2 separate regions of the Homo sapiens genome follow, and region 1 is linked to region 2. A link is an interaction called in ENCODE POLR2A ChIA-PET data of the cell type or tissue named here. Cell type or tissue: GM12878. All regions are shown on one strand. Each heading gives the region's core, and the rest is flanking DNA. Links, peaks and the distances in the headings are about the cores only.

Region 1 (8,263 bases), core at 264-8,263, 190 kb before region 2:
AGCAGGCGGAGCTGATGGACCAGTAAAATATGTCTTTTTCAGCTTTCCTTTCTTTTCTATGATTTCCTCCGGCTCCTGTGCCTCGCGTTCAGAATCTGATGTTAGTTTCTTACACTCATCCTCCTCTTCTTCATCTGAATCTGCCTCATCATCTGTTTGAAATGGCTCAGGAGCTGCCTTTATTAACGCCCACACTGACCAAACAGAAACTGGAATTTTGGCTCCATCTTTATATGCCTTTTTAAAATCTCTGCCAGTTCTTTCCCATTCATCCAACTCCATAGTCCCTTGTTCCGGAAGCCATGGGCAGAACTGCTCTACTGTGCTGAAAAGTGTTAATAGACTTTGAGTACTAACTTTCACTCCCCCTCTCCGTAATAAATGCCTTAAGAAATTTAAATAAGCAGAATATTTGCTTTCATTCTGTCCCATTGTTACCCTGGTTCTTCCAAGCGTCCAGCTTACCTGCCGAGCTTCTTTCAGTCATCCTCTGGTGTCCTCTGACAATTGTCCTCTGCTTCCGCATGCTCTAGCGTTCCTTCACAGGGGTTTTCGTTGCCCCACATTGGGTGCCAGAAATGTTGGAGTGATCAGACCCAACACCAGGCTGTGGGGGCTACAAAGTCTGGCAGAGTCGAAGGAATGAGACAAGACAAGAATGCATAAAGTGGGTCCAGGGGGCCAACACCAGTATGGCAGCTGCGAAGGCCCTGAGCTCTGGGAGCCCACGCTCTTTATTGGTGATCAAACAGAAGCAGGTGGTGAGGACGTGAGGACATGGGGTTAGAAAGGAAGCGGTGCATCAAGCGTTTGACCTATAGCTGTGGCAGTTTAGCATTTTCTTTTAAGCATATGGAGTATGCTCTGCTACTCGAGATAATGGAGAACGTGTTTTTCTATCTCAAGATAACAATCAATTTACAAACCTGGGACAGCAAGAAGCAAGGAGCCAGCAAGTCTGGACACATTCCAGAGGCCACAAGGGGTTTTATTCCCTGAGCCCTGGATTGCATCCAAGCCACGAGGGGTTTTATGCCCTGGGCTTAGATTGTGGTGTGGCAGGGCAGCCTTCCACCCTTTGGCACAGAGCTTGGTGTTCCAAAGGCCACGAGGGGTTTTAGACCCTGGACCCAGGACATGTTCCAAGACTCTCTTACGTTATGTCAGACAAGCAAGACTTGCCTCAGCTCTTCTAGCAACACATTGCCCCAGTGATAGACCAATGGACAGTAGTTCCAGACACCAACCCATGCATATGTGGAAATTTCATATCTAACACAGCAGTCAGTACAGATCGGTGGGAAGACAATGGACAATTAAATAAATGATCTGAGCAGTTGGATATCTTTCAGAAAAGATACTATCTTGCTCCATATACAAAAAAATAAACTCTAGGTGTGTTAAATATTTAAATGTGAAATGGACTTTCGGAAGATCATATAGGTGAAGATCTTTATGCCCTCACATAAGGAAATATTTCTTAAACTAGACACACACAAAACGTGTAACCAGAAAGGAAAAGATTGATACATTTGACTTTTAAAAAGGTGAAAAAAGCTTCAAGTTGAAGAAAGGATTCGTATTTCATATTATCAACAAAGAGTTTGTTTTCAAAAAACATAAAAAGCCACTAGTCAGTTTTTTTTTTTTTTTTTTTTTTTGAGACGGAGTTTCGTTCTTGTTGCCCAGGCTGGAGTGAAGTGGCACAATCTCTGCTCACCGCAACCTCTGCCTCCCAGGTTCAAGCTATTCTTCTGCCTCAGCCTCCCAAGTAGCTGGGATTACAGGCATGCGCCACCATGTCCAGCTAATTTTGTATTTTTAGTAGAGATGGGGTTTCTCCATGTTGGTCAGGCTGGTCTTGTACTCCTGACCTCAGGTGATCCATCCACCTCGGCCTCCCCAAGTGCTGGGATTACAGGCATGAGCCACTATGCCCGGCCTGTCAGTTTGTAAAAAGGATAGTCAAATAGAAAAAAATGGGCAAAAACATAAATAGGTGTTTCACAATGAGGAAAAACAAATGGCCAATAAGTATGAAAAGATACTCAACCAAGAAATGCAAATTAAAATCCACAATGAGATGCCACTTTATGCCTACTATATTGGCAAACGTTTTAAAACTTGACATCAAGAGTTGGTGAGGGCCAGGAGTGTTGGCTCATGTCCATAATCCCAGCACTTTGGGAAGCTGAGATGGAAGGATCACTTGAGCCCATGAGTTCAAGACCTGTTTGCACAATATGGCAAGACCTCGTCTCTACAAAAAATTTAAAAATTAGCCTGATGTGGTGGTGTGTGCCTGGGTTTCCAGCTACTTGCGAGGCTGAGGCAGGAGGATTGCTTAAGCCCAGGAAGTCGAGGCTGCAGGAGGTTGAGCCATGATCGCACCACTGCACTCCAGCCTGGGCAATAGAGGGAGACCCTGTCTTAAAAAAAAAAAAGAGTTGGTAAGGATATGAAGCAAAAGAAACTGATACACTGCTGTTGCCAGCGTAAATTAGAAAACCACACCAGAAAACTTTGGCATTGCCTTGCAAAGTGGGCGCATATACCCAAATGTTCATCAACAGAGAGTACTATACAGCCTGTGACAATAAGTCACACACACAAATACCTACCATTTGTATAAATGATACCATTTATATAAAGTTCAAAAATATGAAAAGGTAAATATGTTGCTGTGGATATTTGCAGTGTGGCACTGGAGCTGGCTTGTACTGGCTTGGGAAGAACTGGCAAATGCCACAAAACAGCACACCACTGGGTACAGGCATATGGAGTAAAGCTCTAAAGAAAAGCAAGAGAATTACAAACAGGTAGGGAGGGGCACATCGGGGCAATATTCCTTCAACAAGGAATGTTCTAATGCTGCTCTTTTTCTTCCTAAGAAGAAAAAACAAATAGAAGTTAGCTGGGTTGAGGCGAGGGTCTGTGGTGGGTGGGGTGGGAGGTTCTGAGCAGAGGTAGCAGCAGAGGTGAATGAGGAGAGGGGATGGCTGGTTTGGGCAGTGGCAGGCACTGCAGTCCATTCTGACAAGCAGTGGGTGCGTGTAGGGCAGTGGTGAGAGCTCAGGTGGAAAGGGAGGCACCAGATCACAGAGGGCCTGTGTGCCATGGTAAGCAGTTTGGAGTTCACTCGAAGTAATGAGGAGTGTGGGCTTTGCAGAACAGAGACAAGGCAGGCAGGCCCGCGAGGAAGTTGTTGTGGTCTTGCTGAAAGATGAATCCAGAGCTGGGCCCTGATTATGAGGAGGAAGAGCAGAGGAGCTGGGCTTGAGAGGTTGTCTAGGAAGCAGAATGGACTGAGCTTGGTGACCAGTTGGATTTGGGATGTGCATGGAAAACAGGGCTCTGCTGTACTCAGAGAGGTGGAGCATAACTCCCTCACTGTAAGGGTGGGCCGCACAGTGACTGCCTTCCAAAGAGTGCAATACAGCAAGTGGGGAAGGAGGGCTGGCGCGGTGGCTCACGCCTGTAATCCCAACACTTTGGGAGGCTGAGGTGGGTGGATCACTTGAGGTCAGGAGTTTGAGACCAGCCTGGCCAACATGGTGAAACCCCGTCTCTAGTAAAAATAACAAAAATTAGCCGGGCATGGTGGCACATGCCTGTAATCTCAGCTACTTGGGAGGCTGAGGCAGGAGAATCGCTGGAACCCGGGAGGCAGAGGTTGCAGTGAGCTGAAATTGTGCCACTGCACTCCAGCCTGGGCGATGGAGTGAGACTCCATCTCAAAAAACAAAAACAAACAAACAAAAAGAAAAACACCAAACAAATTCCAATTGCAGGACATTCTACAAAACACCTGACCATTATTACTTAAACTGTCAAGGTCATCAAAAACATGGAAAGTCTGAGAAACTGTCACAGTCAGGAGGCACCAGAGGAGATGCAACAGCTAAGTGTAACGTGGCATCCTGGATGGGGTCCGGAACAGAAATAAGATATTAGGTTAAAACAACTAGTAAATCTGAATAAAATGTGGATTTTAGTTAATAATAATGTATCAATATTGGTCATTATTTGTGACAAATGTACCATACTAATGTAAGATGTTAATAATAGGGGAATGTGAATGCAGTGGCTCACACCTGTAATCCCAGCACTTTGGGAGGCCAAGCCGAGCCCAAGAGTTCAAGACCAGTCTGGGCAACATGGTGAAACCCCATCTCTACAAAACATACAAAAATTAGCCAGGCATGGTAGTGCACGCCTGTGTCTCAGCTACTTGGAAGGCTGAGGTGGAAGAATCCCTTGAGCCTGGGAGGTTGAGACTGCAGTGAGGTGTGATCCTGCCACTGCCCACCAGCCTGGGTGACAGAGTGAAGACCCTGTCTCAAAAACATGATAATGATAATAATAATAATAAAATAGGAGAATGTGGATGTGAGGTATATGGGAACTCTCTGTACTGTCTTCTCAACTTTTCTAAACTCTAAAACTGTTCTAAAATAAATGTATTTTTAAAAAATTAGCCAAATGCATTTCTTCTAAAACCTTTTTATTAAAACTAATTACTGCTCTCTTTAAAAACAAAAACAAAATAAAACAGAGCCCTGTGAGTCTTCAATTTCCGAGTTGAGTGACCTTTCACAGGGTCGCAGAATCAGCCCCAGCTCTCCCCCAGTCCTTTCACTGACTCCTCTCTGTGGCAGAGCTGAAATTTGTTTAGGGAAGTGGGACTACAACTCCCAGAGTGCACCTGTGCGGTTGTCAGGAGCAACCAAGGAAGCCAACTAACAGCCTTGCTAGAGTCTGAGGACTATCCAGGGCCTGACTGCCAGCTAGCCAGCCATGGGCCAGGATTATTACTCTGTGCTCGGGATCACTCGCAATTCAGAGGATGCCCAGATCAAGCAGGCGTAAGTTGGGGTGGGAGCCAGGCCTTAGGGGTGTGCTGGGGCAGGCCCTGCCCTCTTCTCTTCCAAAACGAGCTTTCCTGCACAGCTTAGCGCAGACAAGGTAAACCTTGTTCCTCCTTTCACTTCTTGCATACCTGTATCCTGGCTTTGGTCTGGGTCAGGGCCCAGGTTGGAAATTTGAACTCTTTAGTTCCTCAATCTGCTCCCAACCCATCTCCCTTTATGCTCCATGCCCTATATCCTCTCCTGGGTGCCTTGCTTTTCCCAGCAATGAAGTGGGGACAAAGGAGCCATTTGAACTTTATCTTGAATATTATGGAGAACCAGAGGCTTGTGAACAAGGGAGTGGCCAGGCCAGATGGATGTTTTAAATTCAATTCTGGCCATGATGGAGGTTTTCAGCATTGACTAAACTACATTCCTGAATACTTCCATCGGATCTTAAGGACGTTCTGGCTCGTTCCTAAGAAAGCCTACAACAGGAGTCAGTACATTTTTCTGAAAACATGTTTTTGTTTTTTGTTTTGAGACGGAGTCTTGGTCTTGTTGCCCAGGCTGGAGTGCAATGGCGTGATCTCGGCTCACCGCAACCTCCACCTCCTGGGTTCAAGCGATTCTTCTGCCTCAGCTTCCCAAGTAGCTGGGATTACAGGCATGCACCACCATGCCCAGCTAATTTTGTATTTTTAGTAGAGATGGGGTTTCTCCTTTTTGGTCAGGCTGGTCTCAAATTCCCGACCTCTGGTGATCCACCCGCCTCAGCCTTCCCAAGTGCTGGGATTATAGGTGTGAGTCACCGCACCTGGCCAAAAACATGTTTTTTTTTTTAACAAATATTTATTGAGCGTCTACCACAAGGGTTGAGAGGGTACTTCACTCCTGCTGCAGTGGTAGCAGCTGGAGATAAATGTCGGAATCCGACATCGACACTCCCTTACCTCATGCAGCTAGATTTTGTTGCTGAATAGATGTTGAATAAGTCACCACAACTGTGATGAGTGTTACAGAAGAGGAAGTATGGGGGGCTGTGGAAGTTATCTTGGAAGGAGAGAGACCCTTTAGGAGGCTGTTCGTGGTAATCAAGGCAAAAGATGAGGCCAGAGAAAGGGGAGGGAATGGACTTGGTAATTAAGTGGATCACTGGAGGGTGAAGAAAAGAGGAGTCCAGGATAACTCAATCAATTAAGTTAGGCAGTGACAATAGGTGTATGTTTTGAGTGTGTAGGTGCTGTTCTGAGAACTTTCCATCACTGTTTAACCCTCACAACAGCCCTGAGAATTAAGTGCCATTATTATCCCACAAGTGCACTAGTAAATGGTGGAGCCAGTGTTCAGATATCAGGCCTCCCAGAGTTGCCAGTCATGGGCCTATTCCTGGGCCAGGTCCTGTAGGGGATCAGTGGCATAAGTGGAGAGTCTGCGGTGTTGGAGAAAAAAGACACAAACTCATGAAAGGATCTGAGAACAATTCAGGACAGTGTATGATGTCACCCACTCTTCGGAGCATCTCATTGACCAGAAGGACCCATCCAGGGAAAGGTAATCAGGAGGAAGGGCAGTGGGCGTGCAGAAAGATAAGCACAGCTTAAGCACTGGAAAGGGCTGGATCAGAATCCAGATTCACTTACCTGCTAGCTGCGTGACCTGGGCAAATTACTTAACCTCTTTGAGCCGAAGTTTTCCCATGTCTAAAAATCATCATCATAATAAAGGTTGCTGTGAGATTGAAATAGGATTAGATGAGATAATGCATGTGTCCAGCAATCATTTGCATGTGAAACCATGTCATATAAAGAGTGATTAAGGCCTGGCATGGTGTTTCATGCCTGTAATCTGAGCACTTTAGGAGGCCAAAGCAGGAGGATCCCTTGGGCCCAGGAGTTTGAGAGGGCAGCCTGGGCATCATAGGGAGACCCTGTCTCTACAGAAAATTTAAAAATTAGCTGGGCATGATGGCACACACCTGTAGTCCCAGCTACTTGGGAGGCTGAGGTGGGAGGATTGCTTGAGCCCAGAAGGTAGAGGCTGCATTGAGCTATGATTGCACCACTGCACTCCAGTCTGGGCAACAGAGCAACACCTGTCTCAAAAAAATAAAAATGGCTGGGCCGGGCACCGTGGCTCATGCCTGTAATCCCAGCACTTTGGGAGGCCGAGGTAGGCGGATCACGAGGTCAGGAGATCGAGACTGTAGCAGGACGAGCCGCAGAAAAAACCTCTCAGACACCGAGTTGTAGAAGGAAGAGCTTTATTCAGCTGGGAGCATCGGCCAGCTACTGCCTTAAAATCCGAGCTCCCCGAGTGTACAATTTCTGTCCCTTTTAAGGGCTCACAACACTAAAGATTTCACATGAAAGGGTCGTGATTGATTTGAGCAAACAAGGGGTACGTGACGGGTTTCATGCACTGGTAGTCAGAGAGAAACAGAACAGGGCAGGGAGTTTCACAATGTTCTTCTATACAATGTCTGGAATCTATGAATAACATCGGTTTCTAAATTATGAGTTGATTTTTAACTACTGGGTTTAGGCCAGGCAGGCCCAGGCCTGGTTTCAGGCCTGGCGCTGGGCTGCCTGTCTTTGGTTTTACTTCCTTGTTGCTTTTTTTTAAAACAGGTACTGAGTATAAAACAATATGAGATGGTCGCTCTCTTCCCTCAAGACCATCCTGGCTAACACACTGAAACCCCGTCTCTACTAAAAAATACAAAAAATTAGCCGGGCACCTGTAGTCCCAGCTACTCGGGAGGCTGAGGCAGGAGAATGGCGTGAACCCGGGAGGTGGAGCTTACAGTGAGCGAGATTGCGCCACTGCACTCCAGCCTGGGCGACAGAGCGAGACTCTGTCTCAAAAATAATAATAAAATAATAATAATAATAATAATAATAATAATAATAATAATAATGGCTGGACACAGTGGCTCACACCTGTAATCCTAGCACTTTGGGAGGCTGAGGCAGGTGGACCACTTGAGGTCAGGAGTTTGAGACCAGCCTGGCCAACTTGGTGAAACCACTTCTCTATTAAAAATACAAAAAATTAGCCAGGTGTAGTGGCGCATGCCTGTAATCCCAGCTACTGGGGAGGCTGAGACAGGAGAATTGCTTGAACCCAGGAGGCAGAGGTTGCAGTGAGCCGAGATCGTGCCATTGCACTCCAGCCTGGGTGACAGAGTGAGACTTCGTCTCAAAAAAATAAATAAAAAAAAGTAGGCCGGGCGCAGTGGCTCACACCTGTAATCCCAGCACTTTGGGAGGCTGAGGCGGGCGGATCACGAGTTCAGGAGATCAAGACCATCCTGGATAACATGGTGAAACCCCGTCTCTACTAAAAATACAAAAAAATAGCCGGGCGTGGTAGCAGGTGCCTGTAGTCCCAGCTACTCGGGAGGGTGAGGC
Region 2 (8,408 bases), core at 221-8,220:
TGAATGAAGTCTCCATTCCGGAGACTCACCTCTTGTGGGGGTTGTTATATCCATATACTGGCTCTTCCAACTGGTGCTTGTACCTAATAAGGTTAGTAATGTTTATATATTGTTTTTGTATCCAGATATCAAATTTATACTTCTATGGATGAAGAAAAGAGTGCTAAAAAGCTTCCATGACTCACACAGCAGGTTAATGGAAAAGTCAGGATAAAACCTGACTTTTCCGACTTTCTGATAGGTAAAATTTACCCCATCCCTTAAGGGGTCCCACAACAATAGCAGCAACACAAATCAGAGAATACACTTATGGAATGTTTACCACATGCGAGGCACTATTCTAAGTATTTTAACGTGTATTACTCATTTAATCCTCCCAACAGTCCTCTGAGATATGTACTATGACTACTTTTGTTTTCCAGATAAAAAATTGAGGCAGAGAGTAGGTAACTTGACCAAGTTGTACACGCAATACATCTATAACCAGATGATTCCACATCCTATGCTTTTAATTGCTATACTATCTATGACCCTACTTAGTTCTTAGGCTTCTTTTTAAAAGCTGAGTACTAGCTGGGCATGGCAGCATGTGCCCATGGTCCCAGCTACTTGGGAGGCTGAGGCAGGAGGACTGCTTAAGTCAAGAAGACTGCTTGAGTCTAGGAGTTTGAGGTGATAGTGTGCTATAACCACACTTATGAATAGTCACAGTGTTCCAGCCTGGGCAACATAGTGAGATTCTGTTTCTAAATAAAAACAAATAAAATAAAAAAGCTCAGGCCCAATAGTATTGTTCCAACAGATACAGGAGGTATTATTATTTTCTTGAGGTTCCACAGGTGCTTAGAAAGTGCCCAACTCCTAGTCTAATTTTATAATTTCTAAAAATAAAATATGATGGTTAGGCCAAGAAAAAAAACAAGTCAAATATATCCATAGTCTTACTCATTATTTACATATGTTTAGAGACAGAGTCTTGCTCTGTTGCCCTAGCTGGAATGCAGTGGTACAATCAAGTTCGCTACAGCCTCGAACTTCCAGGCTCAAGCAATCCTCCCATCTCAGTCTCCCAAGTAGCTAGACTATAGGTGCATACCACCATGCCTGGCTTATTTTTTATTTTTTTGTACAGATGGTATCTTGCTATGTTGCCCAGGCTGGTCTTGAACTATTGGCCTCAAGCTATCTTCCTGCCCCGGCCTCCCAAAGTCCATAAACATCAAAACATCTAATATTTGTTACTATAAAGAGGTCAAAATATAGCTTAAAAACTTAAAAAAAATCCAAAATCTTAAATATCATATGTTCAATGTGTGATGTGGCAATACAACTAAACTAAAAAATAAAGCTCACTCACTGTGATAGGCAGAATTCTAAGATGGCTACCCCAAGATCCCCATTGCCTCATATACTCATACTTCGTCCTAGTGATTCAAACACTTGTCTAGGTATTACCATGAAAGGATTTTGCAGATGTAATTATTTAAAACTTTTTTTTTTTTTTTTGAGACAAGGTCTTACTCTGTTACCCAGGCTAGAGTGCACTGGCATGATCATGACTCACTGGAGCCTCGACCTCCCAGGGTCAAGTGATCCTCCCACCACAGCCTCCCAAAGTGCTGGGATTACAGGCATGAGCCAGCTTGCCCGGACTTGCAGATGTAATTAATGCTTACCTTAAGACAGGAAGATTATCTTGGTAGGCAGAATCTAATCATATTAACCTTTTAAAGCAAATTTTTCTCTGGCTGGTTAAAGGATATGATAGTCAGAGATGTGAAGTATGAGAAGAATCTAATGTATCATTGTTATTTTGAAAATGGGGAAGAACAGGATCCTGCTGTGTAGTTAGTGTTTCATAAATACTAGCTGGTTGACTGATACAGCTTTGTACCCTCTATTCTGGTATGTTATTAGTACATCAAAGACCAGAAAAATCATTAGGTTTATGTATTTGTTGTGTCCCTCACATGACCTCAACTCTATGCTTACTAAAGTGGCCCACTTAATCTTGTGGTTGCAAGACACCTTTAAAGATCTTATCCAGTGCAACTGGAGGCCGTTATCCTAGGCGAACTAAGTCAGGAACAGAAAACTAAATACTGCATGTTTTCACTTATAAATGGGAGCTAAAAACTGGGTACTCAGGGATATAAAGATGGTAACAATAGAAACTGGGGACTACTAGAGGGGTAAGGAAGATGGGGGCAAGGGTTGAAAAACTATTGGGTGCTATGCTCAGTACCTGGGTGATAGGATCATTCATACCCCAATTCTCAGCATCATGCAATATACCCAGGAAAGAAACCTGCATATATACCTCCTGAATCTAAAATAAAATTGAAAAAAAAAAAAGATTTTATCCAGCTATGTACTTGATAATTTAACCCCATCTGTAAAAGTCACATCAGAAGGTTATCCAGCCCACACTTGACCATTTACAGTGATGTGGTCCCTCTCCCATTTGTGCACAAGTCAGACTACTAACTCAGACCGAGTTGAAATCTACCTTGTTTTACCTTTAAATCCACAGATCCTAGTAACTCTTATTGAAGAGGTTGCACATTGACAGCCCATGGGTTGTGCATGGCATATTTTGTTTGGCTTGAATAGCTGGCCAGCAAGGTCTTGATTTAAAAAGCAAAAGCAAAACAAAACAGGCCTAGGTAAACAATGAACCTAGAGTAAGATGAAGCATAGGACTTTACCTTAAAGTCTGAGACAGTAATAAATGAGAGCTGCCCCCTTTGATAGCACAGGAGCTGCCTAAGTCTGAGCTTGTGTTTTCATTTTAAAATGGGGATAATGCCTACCTCACGTGACTTTTGTAAGATTATGTATATAAAGCACTTGGCATAGTAGCTAGCACATAATCAGTGCTCAATAAGTGGCAGCTGTTTTCTCCAGGCTATCTCTTGCTGCTCCTTTTACCAGTCTGGTTACTTTCCTTAGAAGGAACACATCTCCTCTCCAGAACACATGGACACAGGGAGGGGAACATCACAGACCGGGACCTGTCGGGGGTAGGGGGCTAGGGGAGAGATAGCATTAGGAGAAATACCTAATGTAGGTTACAGGTTGATGGGTGCAGCAAACATCATGGCACGTGTATACCTATGTAACAAAACTGCACATTCTGCACATGTGCCCCAGAACTTAAAAGTAAATAAAAAAAAATAAAAGTTAAAAAAAAAAAGAAGGAACACATCTCCTTTCCCTTAGATCTTTAATGTTACCTTCTTTCTCTTTGCTTTTTTTTTTTTTTAGAGATGAGATCTTGCTATGTTGTCCAGGCTGGACTCGAACTCCTAGGCTCAAGTGATCCTCTTACCTCAGCCTCCTGAGTAGCTTAATGTTATCTTCTTAATGAGGTCTTCCTTTGCCAACCTATGTAAAACTAACATCCCCTTCTCTCACCTTCCTGGCTTCATATATCACCATTGCCATGATCACCAAGTAACACACAGTTATTTATTTAGTCTATCATTTGTCTTCCAATCAATATAAAATCCATACAGCAGGAGTTTATATATATATATTTAACTACTGTAGCCCTGATACCTAGAAGAGCGCCAGACATTTGGTAGTGCTGAATAGATAACTGCTTATTGAGTCAACAAATATCTTTCCTAAAGTCTGGTGCTCAAGTCTACACAAGTGAGCTGACAAGTGCTGAGTACATTGGGTCAATTTTCCTTCTTGTTAATGTAGTCTTTGCATTAAAGACTGAAATTAATAGTTTATAATCTTGGAGTGTATATATATATATATACTTTTTTTTGGAATTTTATATATATATATATTTTTTCTTTTTTTTCTTTTTGAGACAGAGTCTTGCTCCGTTGCCCAGGCTGGAGTGCAGTGGTACCATCTTGGATCACTGCAACCTCTGCCTCCTGAGTTCAAGCGATTCTCCTGCCTCAGCCTCCTGAGTAGTTGGGACTACAGGCACCTACCACAACACCCAGCTAATTTTTTGTATTTTTAGTAGAGACAGGGTTTCACCATGTTGGCCAGGCTAGTTTCGAACTCCTGACCTCAAGTGATCTGCCCGCCTCAGCCTCCCAAAGTGTTGGGATTACAGGCGTGAGCCACCGTGCCCGGCCCGTGTATTTTTTAAAGTAGGGAATCTAAGACAATTCAGTTGAAAAACTATAAACAAAATGTTTTTGTTCTTTTACAAAATGTCCTTAAGAATGTAAATTATGTACCCAAATAGTTATTTAAAAGACTTTTCTGATGCTACAGATATTTTAATTTTGGAAATTTTACTTGTAGGGATGTAGACAAATTCCTGTTATGATCTTGAGGTCAAAGAGATACATGGTTGACCATTACAGTGTAATGTAAGTCAACTGCTTTTATTATACCACTCCTTAACATGAGGTAATCTAATTCTGTTCCTGTTTGCTTTTTTATTTCTGTCTAAGCCCTTATAAGGGTAAACTGTCTCCTTTCTTCTTCTATTTGGCCACAGTCATTATTTAATTCCCAGGATTAAGATCAGCAGCTGTGTACTGAACGTTCTCACTAAGACTAAGAGTTTTCAGAATGTGAAATGGATTTTGTACTAGTCTCCATACAGTGGGATAAATAAATGCTGATCACGAGACAAAAACCTTACCTGCCTTGAATTATTTGGGACAAAGTAAGGACTAATCCTTTTCTATGATAAAGGTTTTCCCCTCATATCCAATTCCTTTTAAACGATTCCTTCCCCAAACTTACAATTATAAGCACTGAGTAATTATTCAGAAATACCTTGGTGGTTTAATACGGCTGTCTTTAAATGGTGTGAGATGCTGGACTCTAGCAAGACTGCCTGTTTTTATTTGACTTAGTTCAAACAAGAGTCTTGGTTCTCTTTGTAGGCTGGCTAACAAGCAGAGCAATCCCATAAACGTAGTTTAGTCTGACTCAGTTCACAAATACATACATACCTGAAAGAAGATCCTTGGTAGGGAGGTTGTTTGAAGAAAGAATGCATGAGTCACTGTGACTCTTGGCAACTGTTCTAATTTGAGGCTGGAATTCAGAACTGTTCAGAAGGGACATCTGCTTCCGTGGAGCTCTGCCTTTCAGAGTTACAGACTCTAAACTCTGTCCTGAATTAAGACTGTGCTGTAGTCCAAAGGAAGAATCCTTTATTGTATCAGGGTTCTCTGCAAAGCATACATGGTCTTTTCCCCTGTTTTTTTAAAAAGGGAGAACATCAGCAATATATAATCTATTATGGTAACATTCTATTTTGTCAGAGACAGAAAGTAGACCAGTGGTTTTGGCAAGGTAGTTTGGACCTCAAAAAGCGTGACTTATTTGCAATACAACTTTGTAAATCTCTTTTTCATCTCCCAAATTATAGAAATAATAGATGCTTTACCTACAGTGAGGGAGTCATAGCTTAAATGAGACAATAAAACGAAGAGCTCAGCAGAGCCTGACACAAAGCAAATGCTTCATAAATAATTACTTAAAACAAAAACCTGATTCTTATTCCATTCTGTTTCACAGAATAGCTCCCTGTCCCTCTTTTCCCTCATGAACATCTGTCCTGCATCTGGATATCATTTAGTCATTTATCTGTATGTTGGCTTCTCCGCTAGATTGTGAGTAGTCCTGGAAAACAGAAATCATGTCTTACTTATTTCTAGGCCCAGCACCTAGTATCAAACCAGGACCAGAGTGGGTGCTTCACAGTTATCTGCTAAATGAGGACTGTGCCTCTCTCTGCTGTTAATCTTTTACTCAACCATAAATGAAAGACAGAAATCACAACTACAGTGCAGTTAACTGACAGATTGACTGGTATTAGGTATGGTAATTACCTCGGAGTGGTTGATCTACTGCTGTTGGCTGCTAACTCTTTTCCATCAATTTTGATGGTATGTATGTCGCGAGGCCTTGATGGAACCTGAAACTGGGTACTGCTGGGTTCAGTATTCTCTCTGAATCCCTGCTTAGATAAAAGCACATTTTCTGTCATGTCAGTGGTAGGAAGTGGATGGTAGCTGTCGTAAGTTTCTGACAGAGGTTCCAGGGCAAGTGAGACCTAAGAGAGACAGGTAGTATATGAGAAATTTTCTTTAGCATTGATTAACTAATTTTAAGACTCCCCTGCTTAATATTAATTAATGTCCCCCATTCCCTACAGGATTGTAAGGAATGTCCCCCATTCCCTAGAGGATTGTAAGGAATGTCCCCCATTCCCTAGAGGATTGTAAGGAATGTCCCCCATTCCCTACAGGATTGTAAGGAATGTCCCCCATTCCCTAGAGGATTGTAAGGAATGTCCCCCATTCCCTACAGGATTGTAAGGAATGTCCCCCATTCCCTACAGGATTGTAAGGAATGTCCCCCATTCCCTACAGGATTGTAAGGAATGTCCCCCATTCCTTACAAGATTAATGTCCCCCATTAATTGTCTAAATTCCTGCCTACCTTGGAAGCCTCATCTCTTACTAAGCTTCCTTCCTTCATCCCTCTGTTCCAATAGACCAATTACTTATGGTTCTCTAAATGTACCTTATATTTCATTGCTTTATGCCTTTGTATATACAATTTCCCCCAGTATTCCTTCTTTACGTCTAAGTAGAGATGCCATGTCCACTGCCTTCTTCATGTTTCTACTTAATCTGTATCTATCCATTAGCATAATCACCATTTACTGAACCTTTTACTACAGGCCAGTAACTGTGCTAAGTTCCTCATATAGAGAAGATAATGTGATTATACAAGGCCATCAGGAAAGTATATTACCCTAATTCGAAGATTCTTTTTTTTTAAAGCAAAGACTTGGAGAAGGTACTTGCGACCTTTCATTCATCATCCTGATTAGATTATGCATTCCTTGAAGCACGGGCTATCTTCTTCATTTTTCTATCGACTACTTAGCATAGTGTGTGTATAAATAGTATGCAAGTCTAATATGCCTAATAATGCTAATGGTCTGATGAATAAAAGAAGGACATAACATTTTCTGCATTCTTATTATTAGTTGCTTGGGAAAAATAAGGTCCTAGTTCTATGCTGGAGATGAAGAGGGGTGAGGAGGGAGGACAACTAAGATGAAAAGGTAATTACTTTAAGTTTCCTTATCATCTCCTTCCTGTGAGTTCAAGTTCTTTGTGAAAAGACTCTCTAGTCCTCTGAAAATCCCAATGGAGAAACGCCTAATGGAGGAATGAAAAATAAAATGGAGTTTTGAAGCAAAACCTTAAGGAAGAAAGTGAAGGATATACTCCAAAGGAAAAGAATAGTAGCGCTGAAAGTTCAGTTTCAATGACAAAGAAAGCAGAAGGAATTGTTTAAGCACCCAAAGACCGTCAAATAATGAATGCCCTAACACAAAAATGAAAAACTGCAGTTAGATGTTTTACGATGTCTCTGGGAAGGTCAATGAAATATTTTATCCAGAAGAACTGCCAAGGCACAAACTCAATAAAACATGCCTGGGTCTTGATGAGAATTCTGTTCATGAACCATAATATAAAGTCCTTCAAATCTATTCATCATGAAGATCTTTGTACAAAGACAAATGACAGCAATGCGGTGGGATGAATACTATGTGCAGTGATCACTGTTAACAGCATCACATAAAATCCTGGTTGCTCAAACATAAATGCCAGGAAGTGTTCCCTTACCATTCATCACTTGCCAAAGACTGCCTCTGCATTCTAGAAACAAAGGAGACACTGAGGATAAAGGTAGTGTTCCTGGCCTTAACAATGAACTGCTGACTGGCCACAGAGTTTGCTTTAACTCATAGGCCTGTACTGCCATTGGCCCTTGAATAAAGAGTCAGAGAAAGTCCAGACACTTGCCACGCCCATCTTACAATCAAAACACAGTGGCCTAACTCCTTTGTTTAGTTAAACAAATACTTGTTGATACCAGCTCTGTGCCAGGCTCTGTGCTACCTCCCTGAGGAAAACAGAGGACTAAAACAGGGACTCACACTGTAATCCCAGCACTTTGGGAGGCAGGGGTAGGAGGATTGCTTGAGCCCAGGAATTTGAGACTGGCCTGGGCAACATAGTGAGAACCTGTCACTACAAAAAATTTAAAAAAAAAAATTAGCTGGGCATGGTGGCATGTACCTTGAAGTCCTAGCTACTCGCTAGGCTGAGGCAGGAGGACTGCTTGAGCCCCGGATATTGAGGCTGCAGTGAGCTATGATTGTGCCACTGTACTACAGCCTGGGCAACAGAGCAAGACTCTGTTTCAAAAAAAATAACCCCCTCCTCCCCCACAAAAACACCCTCTGCCTCAGAGGATCATAGTATTTTGTAGAGGAAGTTAGAAAAAAAAGTAATTTTTCCATTTCTCTATCGGCCAGGAAGGGCAGTGGTGACATACCTATCAAGTACAATGACTACGGCTTCTAGTGCTTTGGCAAAAACCTTAGATAT

The links. ChIA-PET counts read pairs that join two places held together with the same protein. Peaks named below come from ENCODE experiments on the same cell type or tissue, not always from the same donor. Only the 100,000 strongest peaks of a DNase experiment are listed, where the experiment ranks them.
Region 1: POLR2A ChIA-PET joins it to region 2 with 11 read pairs; 2 of 35 experiments call an interaction of 5 or more read pairs at or near these places.

What each region holds. Positions count from the first base shown.
Region 1 is chr11:73,946,273-73,954,535 of GRCh38, forward strand. It overlaps DNAJB13 (DnaJ heat shock protein family (Hsp40) member B13), which reads left to right and starts at 4,754. Exons shown (of 8, transcript NM_153614.4): 1 at 4,754-4,865. The coding sequence starts at 4,798. In GM12878, for the core only: no CTCF peak of the experiment used is centred there; DNase peaks (open chromatin) are centred at 4,679 and 7,240.
Region 2 is chr11:74,133,780-74,142,187 of GRCh38, forward strand. C2CD3 (C2 domain containing 3 centriole elongation regulator) reads right to left here. Exons shown (of 33, transcript NM_001286577.2): 4 at 5,826-6,049; 5 at 4,941-5,188. Among named protein-coding and RNA genes, the nearest start is that of C2CD3, 33 kb to the right of the region's middle. RefSeq lists an enhancer at 4,845-5,139 and a silencer at 4,845-5,139. In GM12878, for the core only: no CTCF peak of the experiment used is centred there; no DNase peak of the experiment used is centred there.